7 separate regions of the Homo sapiens genome follow, and regions 1, 2, 3, 4, 5 and 7 are each linked to region 6. The links are chromatin contacts, found by Hi-C or POLR2A ChIA-PET in ENCODE. All regions are on one chromosome and are shown on one strand. The core of a region is the stretch at or near the end of the contact, and the rest is flanking DNA. Distances in the headings are between cores, read along the strand shown. Region 1 holds the start of C12orf43 (chromosome 12 open reading frame 43). Region 2 overlaps TMEM120B (transmembrane protein 120B). Region 3 holds the start of RHOF (ras homolog family member F, filopodia associated). Region 4 holds the start of OASL (2'-5'-oligoadenylate synthetase like). Region 5 overlaps HPD (4-hydroxyphenylpyruvate dioxygenase). Region 6 holds the start of ANAPC5 (anaphase promoting complex subunit 5). Region 7 holds the start of MORN3 (MORN repeat containing 3).

Region 1 (2,822 bases), core at 137-2,636, 340 kb before region 6:
ACCTTATGGGGTGGGTACTATCACTACCCGCACTGTACAGATGAGGAAATTTAGGTACAGTGAGATTTAAGTACTTTGCTCAAGTTCCCACCGCTAATGAGATGGAAAGGCAGATCTGTAAATAGAACTTGCAGAGAAAACTGTGGTTATGGTACTAGGGGGTGAGAGGGGCAGACTATGGTCTGGAAGCTACCTACAGGAAGTGCAGTATGGCAGGAGGGAAGGAAGGGAGAGGAAGGCAATGGATCACCAAAGGGCTTGTAAGTCCTTTTAAACAAATCCAGCGGTTCTTAACCTTGCTTTGCCATAGCCTTCTCTAACAGCCTGGTGAAGCCCGGTTCTCTTCTCAGAGCAATGTTTTAAATGCATGAAATGCAACATACAGGATTACAAAGAAAACCAATGATACCGAAATTTAATTATCATGATAGTAAACAACCAAACTTGTGATGTATGTGCTTCTTACATCTTAGATATAGAGATGGGTCTAAAAATTAGAGTGGCACATTTTAAATCAGGGATGAGTGTAAATGACTTTTTTCCCCAATATCTTTTTATCAATAAAATGATATATTGATATCTGTATCTGCAAAGATTGTAATGAGATATGAAAATCTGTGACTTCTGTTGGGATAAAGTAACGGCATTGCCAGAACTACTGTGGCTTAGTGCTTGCAAGACGGAAAGAGATGCTAAAATTCAGTCAGAGATGAATAGAAAGCAAAGATGCAACATGTTTTCATTCCAAATTCAAGAACCCTTGGGTTCTATCCATGATTAGGCCCCTTGATGTTGCGGGGCTCTGTATTTATTCCCAGGGCACTAGGGAGTCACGGTCAGAGTGATGTGCTGGGCACTGCTCTTGGCAACAACCTCCAGGGTGGGAGAATGTGTTGGAGGTGGGGAAAGGCTGGGTGCGAGAATACCGGGAGGGGGCTGTTGCAGTTATCTCGAAGAGACGGCAGCCTTCCCAGTGTGGGGCAGTGAGGATAGACCCAAGGAGGCAGAATCAAAAGACATTTGGGTACCTCAGCTTCCCCGACTGGAATAATGAAATACCCTCCCTACTGCACCTGCCCATGCTTTCAATCTGCACTACACCCAGTCCCTGGAGGTCTCTCGGGGAAGGAAGCCGAGTCCCAGTGACTCTCTCCTCACCATCCATCCTCTCAGGCTCCAGGGGAAGATCCCACGCCCCTCAGCCAGTCTCCCCAAACATAGTACCCTACCGGCTCTTGGCTTCCCTGCCACGTGCGGGCGTTGCTCCAAGCCCCAAGCCGGCATTGCCGCCTCGCGGCACCGCTCCAGCTCCTCCGCATCGCTACTGCTGTTACTACTTTCCGAATCGCTCACTGTGCCACTGGGCGCCGCCATCTTGAACCACCGCAAAGGATTGTGGAGAACACCGCCGTTATCAAGCCTCCTTCATGACGTCACGTGAGAGGAGAGGCGCGAGGCATTGTGGGGATTGTAGTTCCAAGACTTGGACCGCCATTGGCCATGAACTGTACTGGGTTGGGGATACCAGGTGGGAATGGGGAGGTGGGCGGTTCTCAAAGGCAAGAGCTAGAAGGGCCTAAGAGATTAACTTCTCCAATCATTTCTTGATGACAGATCTCCAGAGGGGATGGGAATCTCCTAAGGAGTTAATGACAGACCCAGGATTAGTTCCCAGGTTTTGATTCCATGTCATTTATTCTAGTAATTTCCCAGTCCAGCTGGGCCTAAGAAACACCTTAGAGAGCTGGTTAAACTGCAGACTTTTGGGTCTCACAGAAAATACTAACAGAATCAGAATCTCTGATAGGTGGAATCCAGGAATCTGTATTTCCTTTAATAGCCTAGGGCCTTACTACTTAAGAGTGTAGTCCATGAGCCAGCAGCATTGGTAACACCTGGGAGCTCGTTAGAAATGCAGAATCCAGGCTGGGCACGGTGGCTCACGCCTGTAATCCCAACACTTTGGGGGGCTGAGGCAGGCAGATCACAAGGTCAGGAGTTCGAGACCAGCCTGGCCAACATAGTGAAACCCCATCTCTACTAAAAATACAAAAATTAGCTGGGCATGGTGGCACGCACCTGTAGTCCCAGCTACTCAGGAGGCTGAGGCAGGAAAATCACTTGAACCTGGGAGGTGGAGGTTGAGGTGAGCCAAGATCGTGCCACTGCACTCCAGCCTGGGCAACAGACTGAGACTCTGTCTCGAAAAAAAAAAAAGAGAAATGCAGAATCCTGTCCGGGCACGGTGGCTCACATCTGTAATCCCAACACTTTGTGAGGCCGAGGCGGGCAGATCATGAGGTCAGGAGTTCGAGACTAGCCTGACCAACATGGTGAAACCCCATCTCTACTAAAAATACAAAAATTAGCCAGGCAATACTGACTCCCAGGACCCATCCAAGACCAAAAAATTAGAATCTCTGTGGTTAAAATACCTCACAGTGAAGGATGAACAAAATCACTTTACTTTTGTGTGTGGAATGCTGTTTCATGTTTTATCTTTGAAGACAGGTATGTCAAAACTTTACTAAAATAAACTCTCTGGCCTTGAGCTTTTTCTATTTCAAAGAAGAGGAAGGTGACTGATATGGTCTGAATGTGTTCCTCCAAAATTCATATGTTAAAATTGACACCATAAAATAAATAACAGAGAGACTGACTCTCCAAAATAAAGCGTTTATTCCAGAATTGCAAGGAATTGCAATTTGAGATATGCATGCTATAGTGGACTATAGGCACATTAAAAGAGGTTGTGGCAACGAGAAAAGACAAAGTCCACATAAGCTTCTTTAAAACAAGTACCGTTGATCACAGGAGCCTGT
Region 2 (3,181 bases), core at 9-2,508, 420 kb after region 6:
TCTCTCTTTCTCTCTTTCTTTCTTTCTTTCTGATGGAGTCTTGCTCTGTTGCCCAGGCTGGAGTGCAGTGGCGCGATCTTGGCTCACTGCAACCTCCGCCTCCTGGGTTCAAACGATTCTTCTGCCTCAGCCTCCCGGGTGGCTGGGACTACAGGTGCGCACCACCACGCCCAGCTAATTTTTTTTATTTTTAATAAAGATGAGATTTCACCATGTTGGTCAGGGTGGTCTGGAACTCCTGACCTCAGGTGGTCCACCCACCTCTGCCACCCAAAGTGTTGGGATTACAGGCATGAGCCACCACGCCGTACCGTTTCTTTCTTTTTTTTTTTTTTTGAGATGGAGTTTCTGTCTGTCACCCAGGCTGGAGTGCGGTGTTGTGATCTCGGCTCACTGCAACCTCCACCTCCCGGTTCAAGCGATTCTCCTGCCAAGTAGCTGGGATTACAGGTGCCTGCCACCATGCCTGGTTACTTTTTGTATTTTGGTAGAGATGAGATTTCACCAGTTGGCCAGGCTGGTCTTGAACTCCTGGCCTCAAGGGATCTGCCTGCCTTGGCTTCCCAAAGTGTTGGGATTACAGGCATGAGCCATCACGCCTGGCTGTATTGACTTTTCAGATACTACAACCTACATTTTAAGTTAAAACCTGCTTGCAAACAAATACAAATGTATAAAGCCAAGAATGGAAATTGTATATCAGCCCACCCTAGAGGTGACGTTAGTTAAGATCTATGTCCTCTCAAAAGTTTTTATTCATAAATAGGTATATACATGTGTGTATTACATTATGTATCTTTTACAAGTATGGGACCTTTCTGTACATAGAGCTTTACTATTATAACCTGCCTTTTGAATTTTTAACAGTTTATCATGGCTATTTTTCATGTCATTACCACCTCATTTTTAGCAACAACGAAGTATCCCATTGGATGGAACTCTGTCTTGTGTCTTAGCATTGCACAGAGCTCCCAACATAGCACTGGCATAGCTTGCATTCCAGCAAGCATCTATTGAGTGTCTACTGCATGGAAAATTCCAGAAGTTTCAAATCTAGTTGGGGCTTAGATGGGTCCTCACATACCTGTGTTCTCTCTGTGTTCTGGATAAGGGCTAAAGCAGGTTCAGACCAGAGTGTGTGTGTCTGTTTGTGGTGTGTGGGCGTGGGAGAGGGTTGTAACCAGGGCACCCTTTCTGCTTCTGCCCAGTAAAGACCCATCAGCCTGTGCTTGGGGCAGAGAGGTGTGGCCCTGTCTTCCGGGGACACCAGGCCCTGAGCCCAGGTGCTGTGCTCCCCCTGCAGGCTGCGTCCAGTTCCTGCAATATTATTACCAGAGGGGCTGCCTCTACCGGCTGCGGGCCCTGGGGGAGAGGAACCACCTGGATCTCACAGTGGGTGAGTAGCTGGGCCTGGGTTGGAGCCGGGGCAGGTACTGGACCTGCCAGCTCCCCACACCGGGAGTGCAGCCCTGCGAGCACCTCCCATACAGCGGAGCCAGGCCGCTGCCCTTTATCCGAAGCGCCTTCCAGAATTCATCCTGGATTCTGTTTCAGCTGCCAAGTGCCAGGCCAGCTGCATACCAGGCCCCGAGGGCAGGGCCTCTGTCTCAGCCTCTGGAAGTGTCTATTTTTTTGTGTGTGTTCTAGAATACACACACACAAATTAGCCATTTGTGTGTAACATGTCTACATACCAACACGTATAAGTATATAAATGCATGTACACGGGGGAGACATGCCTCACTCTGAAGCCATAGGAGTGCCAGCCAGAAAAGTGAGGAGACACCTCATTGAGAATTTCAGGGGAAACTGTTTTTAATACAACTCTGCTATCTTTTTTTTTTTTTTTTTTTTTTTTGAGACGGAGTCTCACTCTTGCCCAGGCTGCATTGCAGTGGCACGATCTCTATTCACTGCAACCTCCGCCTCCCGGGTTCAAGTGATTCTCCCGCCTCAGCCTCCTGAGTAGCTGGGATTACAGGCATGTGCCACCACGCCCGGCTAATTTTTGTATTTTTAGTAGAAATGGGGTTTCACCTTGTTGGCCAGGCTGGTCTCAAACTGCTGGCCTCAAGTGATCTGCCCACCTTGGCCTCCCAACGTGCTGGGATTATAGGCGTGGGCCACTGCACCTGGCCAACTCTGCTGTCTTTTGACATAGTCATTTCCATCAAATTACTCTCCTAAGTAGGTCCTCCTGTCTCAAGACTCGATAGAACTAATGCATGTGAAAATTCATTATAAAATGCAAAACCCTGTGCAGATTAAAGAAATTAGTAACAACATAGCGCCCAGTGTCTGTGTGTTGTCACCTGGCTCTTGGTGGCTTGAAGAGAGAGAGCAGTCAGGCCAGGTGACAGGGTTGCTATTGTCATAGTGAATGCCCACCCAGCTATGACAGGTGAGGGCTGACCCCCCGCATGTGTGACTGTCCCTGGCTCATCTTAGGGTGACTGGTGTGGCTGGGGGTGGGCGTCTGGTGGAGCTGTGGGGGCAGCGGACCCCCTCAGCGGGTCCTTTTTCTTCCCTCCTCTCCACAGAAGGGTTCCAGTCCTGGATGTGGCGGGGCCTCACCTTTCTCCTGCCCTTCCTCTTCTGTGGCCATGTGAGTCCCCCTGGAGTTTGTGGGTATCTCCTGTCTGGGCTGACCCCCAGGAACAGAAGGTCTTCAGGCCTTGCCCTCCTTCTCCATCCGTCCCCATGCTGGGGCCCACAGCATCCTGGGGCCGGGGCAGCCTCTGGGCCCAGGGATGCCAAGGCAGGAGCCAGAACTGACCTAGCTCTGCCCTGGCCTCGGGTGCCTGCATTTCATTTTGGGGGTGTCTGTCAGTGTTGTGGGTAGTTGATACCCAAAGTTGGGTGAGGGGCCTGGCCATCACCCTGGCTTTCTACGTGGCCGGCCAGGGGAGTCTGGTGGGTGAGCAGCGCCTGCCTTCCTCTCCAGTTCTGGCAGCTCTACAATGCCGTCACGCTGTTTGAGCTCTCCAGCCACGAGGAATGCAGAGAATGGCAGGTATGGGGGGTGGGGGCATGCTCGGGGGAGGTTCCCGGGAGGGCTGGGGTGGCAGGGATGGGGTGTATGTGTGGCATGCTGGGGTGCGGATTCCTGGGGAGGGCTGGGATGGCAGATGTGGGGGTGGGGTGTGTGCGTGTGTGTGGTGTGCTGTGGGGAGGTTCCTGG
Region 3 (2,937 bases), core at 363-2,862, 440 kb after region 6:
ATAGGACCTGCTGAAGTCGGAATGGAGGGGGGCTCTGAGCTAGGACAGCCCCTTTTCGGGTCCTCTCCAAGGTCTAGGTGGGGGTGGAGGTGTCTGGATTTTGGCTCCATCCTAGGTCAGTGTCTGACCTCACCTCACACACACAAGGCTTGGCTGGCCGGAGAGGGCCACCGGATGACGTGGTTCCCTGCAGGTCACTAAACACTGAGTCACAGAGGTGGGGTGAGGCCCCACCTGGGGATCTCAACCTTTGGTCCCCAATGTTGATGAAGCCCAGATGGGAGTCAGGGTCCTCCCACTGACTGTTTCTCCTGTCCCCACCCCTCACAACACCGACTCCCAAGCAATTGCACATAAATCCGTAAACCACCCGTGGGGGCCTGCAGGTGGCAGGCAGAGCCTGGTGTGGGGCCCCTGCCCCCAGTGCTCTGTTCCTTCCTCAGTTCATTTTCTACACTGTCTGGTTTTGTCCCAGGGAACTAGGAAAGCACAGAAGTAATTGTAGCCACGCAATTCCAGAACCACCAACTGCAAGCCGTGGAATCCTGGGAGCTGCAGACACAGAACTCGCATCCACAGGACCCCAGAGCCTCAGGCTGCAGAGCGCAGGCCACAGAGCCCTGGAGCCACAGGCTGATCTGCAGCCGGGAGCATCCCAGAACCACAGGACCCAGACACACAGCCCAGGCAATCCGAGCACCAAGGGACTCAAATCTGCAGCTCACAGAGTCTGCAGAGACCACAGCAGGTAGCGCAGCAATCCTGGAACCATGGGAGGCCCAAGAGCAGCCCACTGCTTTCTAGAACCACAGGAGAGGAACGAGCTGTGGGCTCTCAGCACAGAGCTGGGAGGGTGGCCCCAGAGTTCACCTCCTCCTCCAAACACCTTCCACTTACGTATAGGGCTTGGCCTCTAGGGCCCCGCAGCCAGCGCCCCTGAGCGGCCTCCAGGAGTGAAGAGCCGGCCAAGGCCCTGCCAAGGCTGCAGGGCGGGGACACCCAGTGGGGGACGCCCGGGAGGGGAAACCCTTCGGGCGGGCGGACCCTCGGGCCCCCCGGCGCGCAGGCGCACTCACCGGCCGTGTCGTAGAGGTTCAGGGTCACCTCCTTGCTGCCAACGGTCACGCTGGCCGTGTACTTCTCGAACACCGATGGGGCGTAGTGCTGCGGGAGAGGGGGTCGGGTTGGTCCTTAGTGGGGCCGGCGGGGGCCAAAGTTCCAGCTGAATCCACTGTCCACCCCCCTCACTCGTCCCGGATCAGCCCCCCCTCACCCCGCTGGGCTCTGGAATTCCCGAGGGGGCGCCCCGGGGTGGCGGCCGCCTGTCCGTGCTCGGGACGCTGGGGACTGAGGGTCGGGGCTCTGGGCTCAGGGTAAGGGGCGTCCCTCGCCCCCACCCCAGCCCCGCTGCGGGCCTCACCTCGGGGAAGGAGCCCTGGCTGTACACCATGAGCAGCGAGGTCTTGCCGCAGCCGCCGTCGCCCACGATCACGATCTTCAGCTCCTTCCTGCCCGGACCGGGGGCGGCGGTCTGGGCCAGGGCCCCGGGGGCATCCATTGCCCGGAGCCCGCAGCACTGGCGGCGGCGCGCCGGGCACTAGCGGAGCCAAGAGGTCGGGGGCGGGGCGGGGCCGGAACCAGCCCCGCCCACTCGGAGCAGCGCCGCCTCCGCCAGGCAGCCTCCCGGCCGACCTCCCAGCCTCAGTTTCCTTTCTGCTAAGGTCTCAGCCCTGGGTGTGGGTATTCAGCTCTCAGTCCCAGGGATACTGCAGCACCGGAAAAACGGGGCTCAGCTGCGAGCAAAGCTCCCACCCCCAACCCACCGCCACCCTCCGCGCGTCACGTCGCGCCCCTCGCCGGCGAGACCCGATCGTGGCTGCCCAGCGACTCCAGGTGCCCCTGATTAGCAGGCTCCGCCTTCGGCAGGGACCCTCTGATTGGCTGGCGCGGCCAGACAGGGTCTCCCGGATTGGCTGGCTGTGCCTCCGCACCGGGTTCGAGAAGCCCCCGGCCTCCAGCTCCGGGAAGAGCCCCTCAACTTTGCACTGCCCCAGCGGTGTGGCTTGGCACATGTCCGCCTCTGGCCTCAGCTTCCCCACAGGAGGTAGCGGCGGTGGCACCAGGGAAGATGCTGACGCGAGAGTCATGTCTGCCCACCTCGCCTGGGCCAGGGACGCCAGCGTGCACGCGGGTTCGGGGTGAGGGACTGGGCTCCGCTTACCCGCACCCCGACCCTGGGCTGCAGGGTGGACGTCTGACGCCCTCTGCCGGGCAATCGCCTCGGCGCCGGCCGCTCCGGGCGCAGGTTGGCCCGAAACCACTAGGGGCGGCCGCCTCCTTCCGGCAGGAGCCAGAGGCGTGAACCACGCAAGACGTCGTCAGGGAGGGGCAGGTTGGAGTAGCTCTAGTTGAAGTCAACTTGGTCCCTCTCCTGGAGCTTTGGAGACTGATAACCCCACACCCACCAAGAAATGTAAGAAAATGCGTTTCCTTGCCAGCAGCCACATGTCCTTCATCCCAGGAATCCCCCCAACTCTCCCATCCCCTGATCAAAACAGCTTATTTGTTGAGCACTTACTGTAGGCAGTGCTATCAGGGCTGCTGGCTGAATTACCCGTAACCCCCACCCCTCCTCTTACTCCTCACCCTGGGCGGGCTGACTGCCCTCTGCACCACCCAGATGAGTCGACAGGGTGGCAGAGGGACCCCCCCCTGGAGCCGGTCCACGGCAGACAGGCACGAGAGCATGGCCGAGAGTGGGATCCTACCAGCTGGGGTAGGAAGAGCCCATTTCTAACAAAACCCCCAACAGCAGCATGGTTGGGGGCAAGTGGCCTTCGTAGTTTCCTCAGATAGGGGCTGGCAGGACTCAGGATCTTTTTGCTGGCGACCCCACCCCGAAGACTCCCAGTTTTCAAGGTCTCGGCAAGGGTCATG
Region 4 (3,045 bases), core at 253-2,752, 310 kb before region 6:
CCTGGTGACAGAGCAAGACTCTGTCTCAAAAAAAAAAAAACAAAAACAAAAATCATTTTATTGGCCGGCCAGACATGGTGGCTCACACCTGTAATCCCAGCACTTTGGGAGGCCAAGGTGGGCATATTCTTGATCCCAGGAGTTCGAGACCAGCATGGGCAACATTGGTGAAACCCTATCTCTACAAAAAATACAAAAATTAGCTGAGCATGGTGGTGCATGCCTGTAATCCCAAGCTATTTAGGAGGCTGAGGATCACCTGAGCTCAGGGAGATTGAGGCTACAGTGAGTGGTGATTGTGCCACTGCACTCCAGCCTGGGTGACAGAGCGAGACCCTGTCTCTAAAAAAAAAAAAAGTCATTTTATTATCAAAAAGTTAAAACACATAGAAAAATAGATGATACAACTAACACTCATATACCCAACTAGTTGATTCAACAAGTCTAAATTCCTGGCTACATGTGCTTAATCTAAGCCACGTTAAAGTAAATTATAGGCACCAAGGAACTTTGTCCCTAAAATACTTCAGTGTTCGTGTCCAAACAAAAGACAACCTTCTGATAACCACAAAACTACTGTTACACCTAACAAAATCAACAATGATTTCCCATATCAGATATATGTACTATCTGATATCTAGGCCAGTTGTCCCCAAACTATATTTTACAGATGGTTCATTCACACTAGGATCCAACCAAGGACCTCGCATTGTATTGGTTCTGAGCCTCCATTTGCTAATCTGTAAACTGGGCAAAGAATAGTACCTATCTCACAGAGTGCAAGAATTAGAGATAGTGTATGTTAAGAGGTTAGTCCAGTGAGCCCCCAAATGTGAGCTATTATTACTAGACTCATTCTACTCAAGGCAGTGGTGCAGTGGGGTGTAGACAGCTAGGTGGGATGGGGTATTCTGAGATGTCATCAGCATGGGCTAGGGATAAGGAGGACAGGGGTCCCCAGCATCCCCAGGGACGTGGACTCTGATACTGGGTTTTGTCTTGCGTGGGGGCTGGAGGAGCCCAGTCTTACCTTGACTACCTTCAGCACCCGCACATCCTGGTCCAGCCCACGCTTCCCCTGGAAATGCTCCTGCCTCAGAAACTCCTCCACGGTCCGCACAGCGTCTAGCACCTCTTCCTTCCACTCCCGGTGGGGCTGCAGCCACTGAGCCACGAAGGAGTCCAGCCTGGAGGCTGGTGTGCTATACAGTTCCTGCATCAGTGCCATCTCTGTCCCGAGAGTACCGCTGCTGGGCAGATATATAGCCAGGCTCCTACCCAGCTCCCTGGCACACACCTCCTTTTTTAAGGTAGCTCCTCCTCAGCTGCCCTCCAGTGCTCTGTGGGAGGAGGGACCCTAGCAGAGAGGAAACCAGGTGTGACGGGCTGACTCCAGGTCCCCCTTCTTGGAGACACCCTTGCTGCAGTAGGGGCACAGGAGGACTCTGGGCTGAGGCTGGAATATCTGGGGCCACCTTAACAGGCTGGCCGTCTAGTCAATCTGTCATCAGTTTCGATTCTCAACTTTTAGAGTTCTCCTTTATGACGTTGGGAAACTGAAGTTGGATAGTGTTTGACCCCAAAGGAGGCAACTTGCCCAGTAGGTTGGGGTTGGATAGTTGTTAGTCAATTCAACTGCTTACATCTGTCTAAGGAAATTGAGGCTTGGGAACGGAAGGGACTCACTAGTGTTCAGGTGGTGGAGTGAGAATCTGGAGCCCAAGAGAACAGACTGGGAATTCTAGTCTACCTGTGCCAGACTCTAACCTCTTTGACCCTCACTATTCATAGAGTGGGTTTTTTTGTTTTTTTGTTTTTTTTTTTTTTTGGCCGGGTCTTGCTCTGTTGCCCAGGCTGGAGTGCAGTGGTGCAATCTCAGCTCACTACAACCTCTGCCTCACGGGTTCAAGCGATTCTCCTGCCTCAGCCTCCCTAGTAGCTGGGACTACAGACATGTGCCACCACGCCCGGCTAATTTTTTTTTTGTATTTTTAGTAGAGACGGGGGTCTCACCATTTTGGTCAGGCTGGTCTCAAACTCCTGACCTCAAATGATCCGCCCACCTCGGCCTCCCACAGTGCTAGGATTACAGCGTGAGCCACCGCGCCCGGCCCATAGAGTGGGTTTAACAGGTATTATGATTCACGCACTGAACCAAGAAGTTCATGCATTGAGCCAAGAAGACAAAATAAGATGAGGTTCCTGTTCCAAGGGGACTCCCAGAACGGTGGAGGAGACACAGAAAAAAGAGACTGCAAAAGTCCAGTGCGATGAGTTAAGTAGGAAAAAAGCATGAAAACATGAAGCCGGCAGATGAGTTTCATTTGGTGTTAGCAGACACCTGCTTGAGAGGAATCTTAAAGACTGGGGATCCGGGCTGGGCATGGTGGCTCATGCTTGTAGTCCCAGCACTTTGGGAGGCCAAGGTGAGAGGATCACTTGAGGCCAGGAGTTCAAGACCAGCCTGGGCAACATAGCTGGACACCTGCAACTTCCCAAACTCTGAATAATATTAAGTGCTCCAGGGCTTAGTCCTGGGTCCTTTTCTCTTCTTGTTCTAGACTTACTCCCTTGGTGATTTCAGCCAGCGTTTAAATGTTTTTACTCTGGCAACTTCCACATTTTAATTTTATTTTTATTTATTTGTTTATTTTTGAGATGGAGTCTCACTGTCTCGCCCAGGCTGGAGTTCAGTGACACAATCTCGGCTCACTGCAACCTCTGCCTCCCAGGTTCAGGCGATTCTTGTGCCTCAGCCTCCCAAGGAGCTGGGATTACAGGAGCCCGCCACCGCGCCTGGCTAACTTTTTGTATTTTTAGTAGGGACAGTGTTTCACCATGTTGCCCAGGCTGGTCTTGAACTCCTGATCTGCCCTCCTCGGCCTCCCAAAGTGCTGGGATTACAGGCGTGAGCCACCATACCCAGTGACTCCCACATTTGTATCTTAAATCCATACCTCTTCCCTGAAATCCAGACTCATGTATCCAACTCCCCACTCCACATTGGCTTTGAATTCCGGTCTGCCCTTTGCCACACTTGTAACT
Region 5 (2,859 bases), core at 288-2,787, 490 kb after region 6:
AAATTTGCCCACCACCAACTCTTACCTGGTTTTGAAGAAAGAATCTCCTTCCTAGGGTTTTAGGACCCAGCTGCCTCATTCTTTTGCAAGGATCACTCACTCTTCTATGAGTATGAACAAGCCCCTTTCCAAAAGAAGTCCTCACTGCGGGCAAGGCTGGGGCAGTGCAGCTGCGTGGGTGGTCATGGGCACTGCCCTGCTGAGGGCAGGGACTGGGATACCAGGCCCCTCCTACCTGCTTTATCTCTGAGACCAGGAACCAAGGGACCATATCCTACAGTTGATGAGCAGGGATGCTGCCCCTAGAGTCCCTTGTCTAACACTCTCCCCTCTCCTGTGTTCAGAGGTTTGGGCTCTGGGTAGCAAAACTGAAGACAGCTCATCTTTAGAGATCATCGGCCGGGCGCGGTGGCTCACGCCTGTAATCCCAGCACTTTGGGAGGCCGAGACCATCCTGGCTAACAAGGTGAAACTCCGTCTCTGCTAAAAATACAAAAAATTAGCCGGGCGTGGTGGCGGGCGCCTGTAGTCCCAGCTACTCGGGAGGCTGAGGCAGGAGAATGGCGTGAACCCGGGAGGCGGAGCTTGCAGTGAGCCGAGATCGCACCACTGCACTCCAGCCTGGGGGACAGAGCGAAACTCCGTCTCAACAACAACAAAAAGAGATCATCAAGCCGGCAGACAAGATGCTGCCAAACTCTGACCCCACCTCAGGGCCTTTCTCCGTTCGCTCTTCCTGGAATCCTTTTCCCGAGCATGGTCCCATGGCTGGCTCCCAAATGTCACCTTCTCGGAGAGGTCTTCCGTTATCAAAATTAGCTCCCCTGCGATCTTCGCTTCCACATATTCTCATCAACTGCCTTTTTTTTTTTTGAGACAGGGTCTCACTCTTGCCCAGGCTGGAGTGCAGTGTCAGGATCAGGGCTCGCTGCAGCTTAGACCTCTGTCCATCAATCGATCCTCCCACCTCAGCCTCCTGAGTAGCTGGGACCACAGGTGTGCGCCACTACGCCAGGCTAATTTTTATTTGTTATTTGTGTAGACGCAGGGGGGTCGGGGTCTTGCTATGTTACCGGGCTGGGCTCGAACTCCTGGCCTCAAGCGATCCTCCCACCTCTGCCTCCCAAAGCGCTGAAATTACAGGTGTGAGCCACCACGCCCGGCTCATCGCTTGCTTTATTGTCTGAATCGCGTTTATCTCTCTACAAAAGCAGTGTCATCCGTCTTTCCCTCCAGAGCAAGTCCCCTTCCTTCCCTGGTTCCAGAATTCCCCTCTCCGCGTGGTCCCGCTGGCAAAGCGCTGGCACCCGCAGCTCCTCGGTCCCGCGGCGCTGGCGGCCGCCCTGGCCTCCCCCTGGCTGCCATAAGGCACTACTGCCTTATGCGCAACACAAACACAGACACAGTATTGGACCGGGGCACGCTTTAATCGGGAGGGCTGGAGCAGAGGGCGGCCCCGCCGAGGGGCGTGGTCAGTGTGGGCGGAGCCTTGGGGGCCGAGTCCGCTGGTGGGCGGGACCCAAGGGGAGCAGCCAGTAGGGAAGTTGGGCGAGTTCCAGAATCAGGGGGCGTGGCTGTGTGGCTGTGGCCTCCGTGGGGTGGGCGGGGCTTACATGCCGGGCACCACCCCATTGGTCTCCATGTTGGTGAGGTTACCCCGCAGGTTCTGCTCCTCCTCGAAAGCCTTGAACAGTGAGTTGAAGTTGCCGGCTCCAAAACCCTGTGGCGGGAAAGAGAGGAGATGAGCCAAGGACCCAGAAAACCGAGTGTGCTAGCTGCCTGTCCCCTCGGGCCTGCCGGGGACAAGCAGTACCTGGTGGTTGTGGCGCTGGATGACTTCCAGGAAGAGCGTGGGCCGGTCCTGCACCGGTTTGGTGAAGATCTGCAGGAGGTAGCCTTTCTCGTCGTAGTCCACCAGGATTTTCAGCTCCTAGGCGGGAGACAGGGGGCTCTGCTAGGGGAGGCTGGCACGGTGAGATCCTTGGAAAGTCCACAGGGGCTCCTGCACCCCAAAAGTCTGGAAATGACCTCTTTTTCTGGCAGTTCAGCCACCTCCAAATATATCCCCAAACTGTCCTATTACTATCCCCCTACTACAGTTCCTAAGGCACCATTCAAGACTGCTGCCCGCTTCTAATCTTGTATCCTTACAATCCATCCTCCCCGCAGACATTATCAGGACACTTTCTTTTTCTTTTTTGAGACGGAGCCTTGCGCTGTTACCCAGGCTGGAGTGCGGTGGCGCAATCTTGGCTCACTGAAACCTCCGCCTTCCGGGTTCAAGCGATTCTCCTGTCTCAGCCTCCCGAGTAGCTGGGACTACAGGCGCAGGCTACCATGCCCGGCTAATTTTTGTATTTTTAGTAAGACGGGGTTTCACGATATTGGTCAGGCTGGTCTCGAACTCCTGACCTCAGGTGATCCACCCACCTCGACCTCCCAAAGTGTTGGGATTACAGGCGTGAGCCACCATGACCTGCTGCGGGATCTTTTAAAAGTCGGATCATGTCATTCCCCTGTTTAAAATCCTCCAGTGGAAATCGGAACCCTCATGTACTGCTGGTGGGACTGTAAAATGGTGCAACCACTTTGGAAAACAGTCTGGCAGCTTCTCAAAAAGTTAAACATATAGTGTTGCTTCCTTAAAATACGGATTAAAAAAAAAAAAGGGGGTGGCCAGGCATGGTGGCTCACTTTGGGAGGCCGAGGCAGGTGGATCACCTGAGCTCAGTTCGAGACCAGCCTGGCCAACATGGGGAAACCCAGTCACTACAAAAAAAAATACAAAAATTAGGCTGGGCAAGGTGGCTCACGCCTGTAATCCCAGCACTCTGGGAGGCTGAGGTGAGTGAATCACCC
Region 6 (2,995 bases), core at 205-2,704:
AGCATTTACTACATGCTAGTAACAGTTTCTACTATTGTTCCCATTTTACAGAGAGAAAACTGAGACCCAAATGAATTAAGGAACTTAATTATCTGAGCTAAACCTGTGTCTGCAAAATGAAATAACACATGACGGCCGGGCGCAGTGGCTCACTCCTGTAATCCCAATACTCTGGGAGACCAGACGGGAGGATTGCTTGAGTCCAGGAGTTCCCGGCCAGCCTGGGTAACATGGCAAAATCCCGTCTCTACAAAAAATGCAAAAAAATTAGCTGGGCGTAGTGACCCGCGCCTGTACTCCCAGCTACTTGGGAGGCTGAGGTGGGAGGATCACCTGAGCCTGAGAGGTCGAGGCTGCAGTGAGCCGCGATCACACTACTGCACTCCAGCCTGGGCGACAAAGCGAGACCCTGTCTCAAAAAAATAATAATAATTTAAAACAAATTTTAAGTAAAGTGCTTAGCACACAGTTAAGTATTCAATCAGTGCTCGTCCTTGGCTTTATGCCTTTTTTTTTTTTGAAACGGAGTCTTGCACTGTCGCCCAAGCTGGAGTGCAGTGGCGCGATCTCGGCTCACTGCAACCTCCGCTTCCCAGGTTCTAGCGATTCTCCTGCCTCAGCCTCCCGAGTAGCTGAAATTACAGGTGCCCGCCACCACGTCCAGCTAATTTTTTGTGTTTTTAGTAGAGACGGGGTTTCACTACGTTGGTCAGGCTGGTCTCGAACTCCTGACCTCGTGATCCACCCGCCTTACCCTCCCAAAGTGCGGAGATTATAGGCGTGAGCCACTGCGCCCGGCCCGGTTTTATGGCATTTTTACTGTTTATTACGGTCCTCTAGGATAGGGAGCCTGTATGACTTATCCCTGTGTCTCCAACGCTCTATTGTATAGCCCCATTTTAAAGAAGATACAGGATCTGAGACTCTAACTCTCAGCTAATAAATACTGGAGCCAGACATGAACTTGCAAAAAAAAAAAATGCATGTAAAGCGCCTGGCCCACCGTAAACGCTCAGTACGTGTTAGCTACCGGTAGTAGCTATCTTTATTTCTTCACGTTCCTCCAGGCAGGGAGAGTATCTGATGGACACGAGTGTCCCCAAGCCCAGGGTTCCGCACAGAGCAGATGCTCAGTAAAAGTTTGCTGCACGAGCAGGAGCCAGCGGGCGCCTCTCACCTGCAGCAGGGGCAGGAGCAGCTGGTTGAGCCTCCGCCGCTCCATGAGGCTGACGGCGCCCTCGCCTGTGCGGCTCATCTCGTTCAGCAGCACCAGCACCGCGATCTTGTACGGCGTCACCCAGTCCTTGATGCCGAACACATTGGCGTGCACAACCCCATTGGTCATCATGGGATTGAAGTAGAGGCTCTCGTGGACGCTGGCCATGGCGGCCCGAGACTAAGTCTCGGGCCCGCGGCGCGCTGCCGCCAGTTGTCACCACAAGGCACAACACTACCGGGTCTACATCTCCGCCCGCCCTCACAATATCCCAGGAAACAGACATCCGCGTGCTCGCGGCATTTGTTAACCAATCAGAGCAGTCTGTCAGAGCACATGGGAGAGCGACAGCCAGTCAGAATGTACAAGAGTGCGGGGAGGGGTGCACCAAAAGACTGACTCCCTACAGAAACTTTTGCCGAGTGGGAGCAGGTTCCCAGGCTACGTGGACAGGGACCGGATGGGAGGGGAAGTCGATGCTTGGGGTCGGGGCTGAAGGGACTGAGGAGCTCCCAAAGTGGTTTTTTTGTTGTTGGTTGTTGTTGTTGGTGGTGGTGGTGGTGGTTGTCGTTGTTGTTGTTTGAGACGATATCTCGCTATGTTACCAAGACTGGAGGGCAGTGGTTATTCGTAGACGCCCTCAAAGAGCACTGCACCCTCCCAAATCCTGGGCTCGAGCGATCCTCCCGCCTTCCCGAGAAGCTGGGACTACAGGCAGCGCGCCTGGCTTGTTCATGTAATTTGAAAATAGTTCAAATAGAATGTTTAAATGATTGTGTTTAAAAGTACCGAAATTAAATTTGCACCCTTAAAGTATGTATTTATTATGTTACTTTTAAACTCAAATGTTTAGGAGTTTAACTCTGTCTTTTTAAAGATAGGAACATGAGATTTTTCTTCAGCGTTTCACAAATGCCATTTGCAGACAGCCAGATCAGGTTGCCAGTGGTCGTGTATCCTTACGTGAAATAGAACATTAGCAACATCACCTCCATGTGCTGAGTCAGTTTCCTACCTAATAAACTACAAAATCTATACTCTGCATTTCAAAGCCCTCCAAAAGCAATCCCCAGCCAACATTTTGAACCTGATTTTTCACAATTCCCCTTCCGTTCATCTGTACCTCTCCCAAGACACTTAGTTCTCTATACCCTGAATTATTATTAATGATCTGGTATCCCTATTAGTCTTTATGTCCCTTGAAAGAAAAACCACATACCATTCAACTTTGGCTATCCACATGCACACACTGTGCCTTGTGCCTTTTGTTTTGTTTTGTTTTGTTTTGAGACGGAGTCTCCTCTGTCGCCCAGGCTGGAGTGCAGTGGCGCGATCTCTGCTCACTGCAAGCTCTACCTCCCTGGTTCACGCCATTCTCCTGCTTCAGCCTACCGAGTAGCTGGGACTACAGGCATCGGCCACCACGCCCGGCTAATTTTTTGTATTTTTAGTAGAGACGGGGTGTCACCGTGTTAGCCAGGATGGTCTCAATCTCCTGACCTCGTGATCCTCCCGCCTCGGCCTCCCAAAGTGCTGGGATTACAGGCGTGAGCCACCGCGCCCGGCCTGCCTTGTGCCCATTTTTATGTTTGTTTAAATTATACTTTCTCTCTCTCTCATTCTGCTACCGAGGCTGGACTGCAGTGGCACGCTCACGGCTCACTGCAACCTCAGCCTCCAGTTAAAGTAGGTAATTAGACATGAGCAGGGCAGGAGACCCCCTCGCCCTCAGGAATGCCAGGCTCAAGCAATCCTCCCACCTCAGCCTCACGAGTAGTT
Region 7 (3,184 bases), core at 205-2,704, 320 kb after region 6:
GACTGCAAAGCACTTAACCCAGCAAGGCAGGAGAGCAGGATGGTTAAGAGCACAGAATTGGGCTGGGCGCAGTGGCTAAACGCCTGTAATCCCAGCACTTTGGGAGGCCGAGGCGGGCGGATCACTCGAGGTCGGGAGTTCAAGACCAGCCTGACCAACACGGAGAAACCCCGTCTTACTAAAAATACAAAAGTAGCCAGGCGTGGTGGCACATGCCTGTAATCCCAGCTACTCTGGAGGCTGAGGCAGGAGAATCGCCTGAACTCGGGAGGTAGAGGTTGCGGTGAGCCAAGATCGTGCCATTGCACTCCAGCGTGGGCAACAAGAGTGAAACTCCGTCTAAAAAAATAAAAAGAGCACAGAATCTAGCCAGGCACAGTGACTCCCACTTGTAATCCCAGCAATTCAGGAGGCTTGGACAGGAGGATTGCTTGAGCCCAGGATCTCGAGGCTGCAGTGAGCTATGAAGGCACCACTGCACTCCAGCCTGTTTTTTTGAGACAGAGCAAGACCTTGTCCCCTCAAAAAAAAAGAGTACAGAGTCTGGAATTGCAAGACTGGAGTGAGCAGCAGTGCCACATTTTAAAATAAAAGCTCTTTTTTCTTTATTTTTTTCCCCAGTCAGGATTTAGTTTGTATCAACAGGACCCCTTTGCCCCCTGCTGGTCAGACTTGGAGCCCCAGCTCCTCCTTGTGGGATGGAGTAGGGGGTCCTCCCTTGTGCCTGGCGCTCAGCCCTCTGCAGAGCATCACAGCTGAATGCGAAGCCCAGAACCCCACTGCAAGCTGGCTTCAGGGGCGTGGCTTTTCTTGTTGCCAGCCAGCCCAGTGCTTAACCCAGGTCTCAGAAGGCAGGAACTGAGCCCCCTAGGTCCCAGAGCCCCGGGGGCAGGCCAGTTTCTCAAGACCCTCTGTCCACTGCTGGTCCTGAGACCCTCACTCAGTTGAAGTCAGGGCTGAGTTTGTTCAGAAGCCCCAGCATGTGAAGGCCCCCAGCTGGCCTGGGCCAGCGCTCACCCTGGGGGAGCCTTGGGGACACATCTCATGTCCCCAGTGAGCTCTGCACTCTGCCTTCCTGGCCCTGTTGCCCACTGTGGCTCTGACCCCACTCCGGCCGCCCGTCCCGGAGTCCCACTCACCGTGTTTCACGTTGTCCTTCCACTCGCCCACATAGTAGTCGCCATTCACAGCGTATACCTGGCTCCGCAGGCCGTTCCTCTGGGCCTTCCGGTCCCACCCCTTCCACAGGGACTCCGACTTTTTTGGGCACTTAGAGACTGGCATGGTGGCTGCTTCTGCAAGGCTGGAGGGTGCTGGAAAGGGGTTAGGGACATCTGGGGCTCAGCGCGCCCCGTGTAATGCCGGGATCCTGAGCTCAAGTGGGGAGAGTCATGTGTGTTCTGAGTCCCTGGGGCAGGTGAACAGCCCTTAGTGGGGATCCTTTAGTGCTGGACTGACCTTTGGTTGGCCCCTCCCTTGCCTCTCCTGGGGCCCCCTCCCAGGGGGTCTGATGGCACAATTACTTGGGAATCTAGGGAAACCAGTAGAGCAGGAGGGTTTGTGATGGCATCAGGGAGAAGCTGCCCCCAGGGAGGGGGTGGCGGTCATATATACATATATATATATATATATATTTTTTTTTTTATGTCTTCTAAATATTTTTATTTATTTATGTATTTATTTATTTATTTAGAGATGGAATCTTGCTTTGTTGCCCAGGCTGGAGTGCAGTGGCACCATCTCGGCTTACTACAACCTCTGCCTCCTGGGTTCAAGTGATTCTCGTGCCTCAGCCTCCTAAGTAGCTGGTATTACAGGCGCCCACCACCACGCCTGGCTAATTTTTGTATTTTTAGTAGAGACGGGGGTTTCACCATGCTGGGCAGGTTGGTCTCAATTTCCTGATCTCAAATGATCCATCCACCTCAGCCTCTCCAAGTGCTGGGATTACAGGCATGAGCCACTGAGCCAAATATGAATCCAAAATATGAACCCAAAATATGGGTTACATATTTTGACAATCACACCTAGGAGTAGGGAAAAATAATTCCAGGCAAAGAAAATAGGCAGAGCAAAAGCTGGGAGTGGGGAAACAATCTCAGGTCCTAAATTCTATGCCGTTGGGATTTTTTCTTCTCCCATTTCCAAATATCACATGTACTATTAATCTTTATATGTAAATTAACTCACTTGGCAGAGGTTGCAGTAAGCCGAGATCATGCCGCTGCACGCCAGCTTGGATGACAGAGTGAGAACTTTTCTCAAGAAGAAAATAAAAATAAGTTAACTCACTTTAAAAAAATCAATACATATATTGAAAAAAGGAGGGCCAGGCGCAGTGGCTCATGCCTGTAATCCCAGCACTTTGGGAGGCCGAGGCGGGTGGATCACCTGAGGTCAGGAGTTCGAGACCAGCCTAGTCAACATGGTGAACCCTTGTCTCTACTAAAAATACAAAAATTAGCCAGGCCTGGTGGTACGCGCCTGTAATCCCAGCTACTCAGGAGGCTGAGGCATGAGAACAGCTTGAATCCAGGAGGCGGAGGTTGCAGTGAGCCGAGATTGCACCATTGCACTACAGGTTGGGAGACAGAGCAAGACTCAGTCTTAAAAAATAATAATAAAATAGGCCGGGCTCAGTGGCTCACGCCTGTAATCCCCAGCACTTTGGGAGGCCGAGGCGGATGGATCACCCGAGGTCAGGAGTTCAACACCAGCCTGGCCAACATGGCGAAACCCTGTCTGTACTAAAAATACAAAAATTAGCTGGGTGTGGTGGCGGGCGCCTGTAATCCCAGCTACTCGGGAGGCTGAGGCAGGAGAATCGCTTGAACCAGGGAGGAGAAGGCTGCAGTGAGCCGAGATTGCACCACTGCACTCCAGCCTGGGCGAGACAGAGTGAGACTCTGTCTCAAAAAAAAAAAAAGACTGGGCGCGGTGGCTCACGCCTGTAATCCCAGCACTTTGGGAGGCCGAGGCGGGTGGATCACGAGGTCAGGAGATTGAGACCATCCTGACTAACATGGTGAAACCCCGTCTCTACTAAAAATACAAAAGATTAGCCGGGCGTGGTGGCGGGCGCCTGTAGTCCCAGCTACTCGGGAGGCTGAGGCAGGAGAATGGCATGACCCGGGAGGCGGAGCTTGCAATGAGCCGAGATCGCGCCACTGCACTCCAGCCTGGG

Evidence for each region. Hi-C counts contacts between places; a loop is a spot of excess contacts on that map. ChIA-PET counts read pairs that join two places held with the same protein, here RNA polymerase II (POLR2A). Pooled maps may share reads with other maps.
Region 1: a loop to region 6 is called in a map of CD8-positive, alpha-beta T cell, with 4 times the contacts of the local background. The contact joins the promoter of C12orf43 here to the promoter of ANAPC5 in region 6. A Hi-C loop is called at or near these places in 1 of 168 maps with a recorded cell type or tissue (CD8-positive, alpha-beta T cell) and 7 of 50 pooled maps. POLR2A ChIA-PET finds 5 or more read pairs at or near these places in 1 of 52 experiments (activated T-cell).
Region 2: a pooled map shows a loop between it and region 6 (2.6-fold over the local background). The contact joins the enhancer-like site here to the promoter of ANAPC5 in region 6. A Hi-C loop is called at or near these places in 5 of 50 pooled maps. POLR2A ChIA-PET finds 5 or more read pairs at or near these places in 5 of 52 experiments (GM12878, HepG2, Panc1 and 2 more).
Region 3: a loop to region 6 is called in a pooled map, with 15 times the contacts of the local background. The contact joins the promoter of RHOF here to the promoter of ANAPC5 in region 6. A Hi-C loop is called at or near these places in 2 of 37 single-sample maps with no recorded cell type and 11 of 50 pooled maps. POLR2A ChIA-PET finds 5 or more read pairs at or near these places in 8 of 52 experiments (Caco-2, GM12878, H1 and 5 more).
Region 4: a loop to region 6 is called in a pooled map, with 6 times the contacts of the local background. The contact joins the promoter of OASL here to the promoter of ANAPC5 in region 6. A Hi-C loop is called at or near these places in 6 of 50 pooled maps. POLR2A ChIA-PET finds 5 or more read pairs at or near these places in 2 of 52 experiments (activated T-cell and naive thymus-derived CD4-positive, alpha-beta T cell).
Region 5: a pooled map shows a loop between it and region 6 (9-fold over the local background). The contact joins the enhancer-like site here to the promoter of ANAPC5 in region 6. A Hi-C loop is called at or near these places in 1 of 37 single-sample maps with no recorded cell type and 7 of 50 pooled maps. POLR2A ChIA-PET finds 5 or more read pairs at or near these places in 1 of 52 experiments (HEK293T).
Region 7: a loop to region 6 is called in a map of naive thymus-derived CD4-positive, alpha-beta T cell, with 6 times the contacts of the local background. The contact joins the promoter of MORN3 here to the promoter of ANAPC5 in region 6. A Hi-C loop is called at or near these places in 1 of 168 maps with a recorded cell type or tissue (naive thymus-derived CD4-positive, alpha-beta T cell), 2 of 37 single-sample maps with no recorded cell type and 10 of 50 pooled maps. POLR2A ChIA-PET finds 5 or more read pairs at or near these places in 5 of 52 experiments (HCT116, K562, PC-3 and 2 more).

Annotation. Positions count from the first base shown.
Region 1 is chr12:121,015,101-121,017,922 of GRCh38, forward strand. C12orf43 (chromosome 12 open reading frame 43) reads right to left here and starts at 1,387. Exons shown (of 6, transcript NM_022895.3): 1 at 1,230-1,387. The coding sequence starts at 1,374. It also overlaps a transcript of OASL not described here. RefSeq lists enhancers at 566-1,081, 1,053-1,562 and a silencer at 1,290-1,483.
Region 2 is chr12:121,772,118-121,775,298 of GRCh38, forward strand. TMEM120B (transmembrane protein 120B) reads left to right here. Exons shown (of 12, transcript NM_001080825.2): 9 at 1,304-1,396; 10 at 2,541-2,605; 11 at 2,945-3,013. Among named protein-coding and RNA genes, the nearest start is that of RHOF, 20 kb to the right of the region's middle. RefSeq lists silencers at 1,165-1,214, 2,866-3,160. Within about 2 kb of position 1,259, at least 14 of the 41 ENCODE cell types and tissues checked have a DNase peak (open chromatin) inside an H3K27ac peak, as active enhancers do.
Region 3 is chr12:121,792,076-121,795,012 of GRCh38, forward strand. It overlaps RHOF (ras homolog family member F, filopodia associated), which reads right to left and starts at 1,613. Exons shown (of 5, transcript NM_019034.3): 1 at 1,421-1,613; 2 at 1,077-1,164. The coding sequence starts at 1,558. It also overlaps a transcript of SETD1B not described here. RefSeq lists enhancers at 684-1,515, 1,521-2,061, 2,008-2,057, 2,602-2,937 and a silencer at 988-1,527.
Region 4 is chr12:121,037,744-121,040,788 of GRCh38, forward strand. OASL (2'-5'-oligoadenylate synthetase like) reads right to left here and starts at 1,503. Exons shown (of 6, transcript NM_003733.4): 1 at 1,031-1,503. The coding sequence starts at 1,228. RefSeq lists enhancers at 667-1,168, 1,169-1,668, 1,248-1,667.
Region 5 is chr12:121,838,119-121,840,977 of GRCh38, forward strand. It overlaps HPD (4-hydroxyphenylpyruvate dioxygenase), which reads right to left. Exons shown (of 14, transcript NM_002150.3): 13 at 1,814-1,930; 14 at 1,409-1,720. The coding sequence ends at 1,610. Among named protein-coding and RNA genes, the nearest start is that of TIALD, 17 kb to the right of the region's middle. RefSeq lists enhancers at 730-1,400, 2,072-2,741 and a silencer at 1,363-1,562. Within about 2 kb of position 1,538, at least 16 of the 41 ENCODE cell types and tissues checked have a DNase peak (open chromatin) inside an H3K27ac peak, as active enhancers do.
Region 6 is chr12:121,350,957-121,353,951 of GRCh38, forward strand. It overlaps ANAPC5 (anaphase promoting complex subunit 5), which reads right to left and starts at 1,455. Exons shown (of 17, transcript NM_016237.5): 1 at 1,178-1,455. The coding sequence starts at 1,384. RefSeq lists enhancers at 530-1,205, 1,198-1,457, 1,882-2,557, 2,558-2,995.
Region 7 is chr12:121,668,200-121,671,383 of GRCh38, forward strand. MORN3 (MORN repeat containing 3) reads right to left here and starts at 1,455. Exons shown (of 6, transcript NM_173855.5): 1 at 1,140-1,455. The coding sequence starts at 1,284. All of the region lies in intron 1 of LOC105370034 (a long non-coding RNA gene), which reads left to right.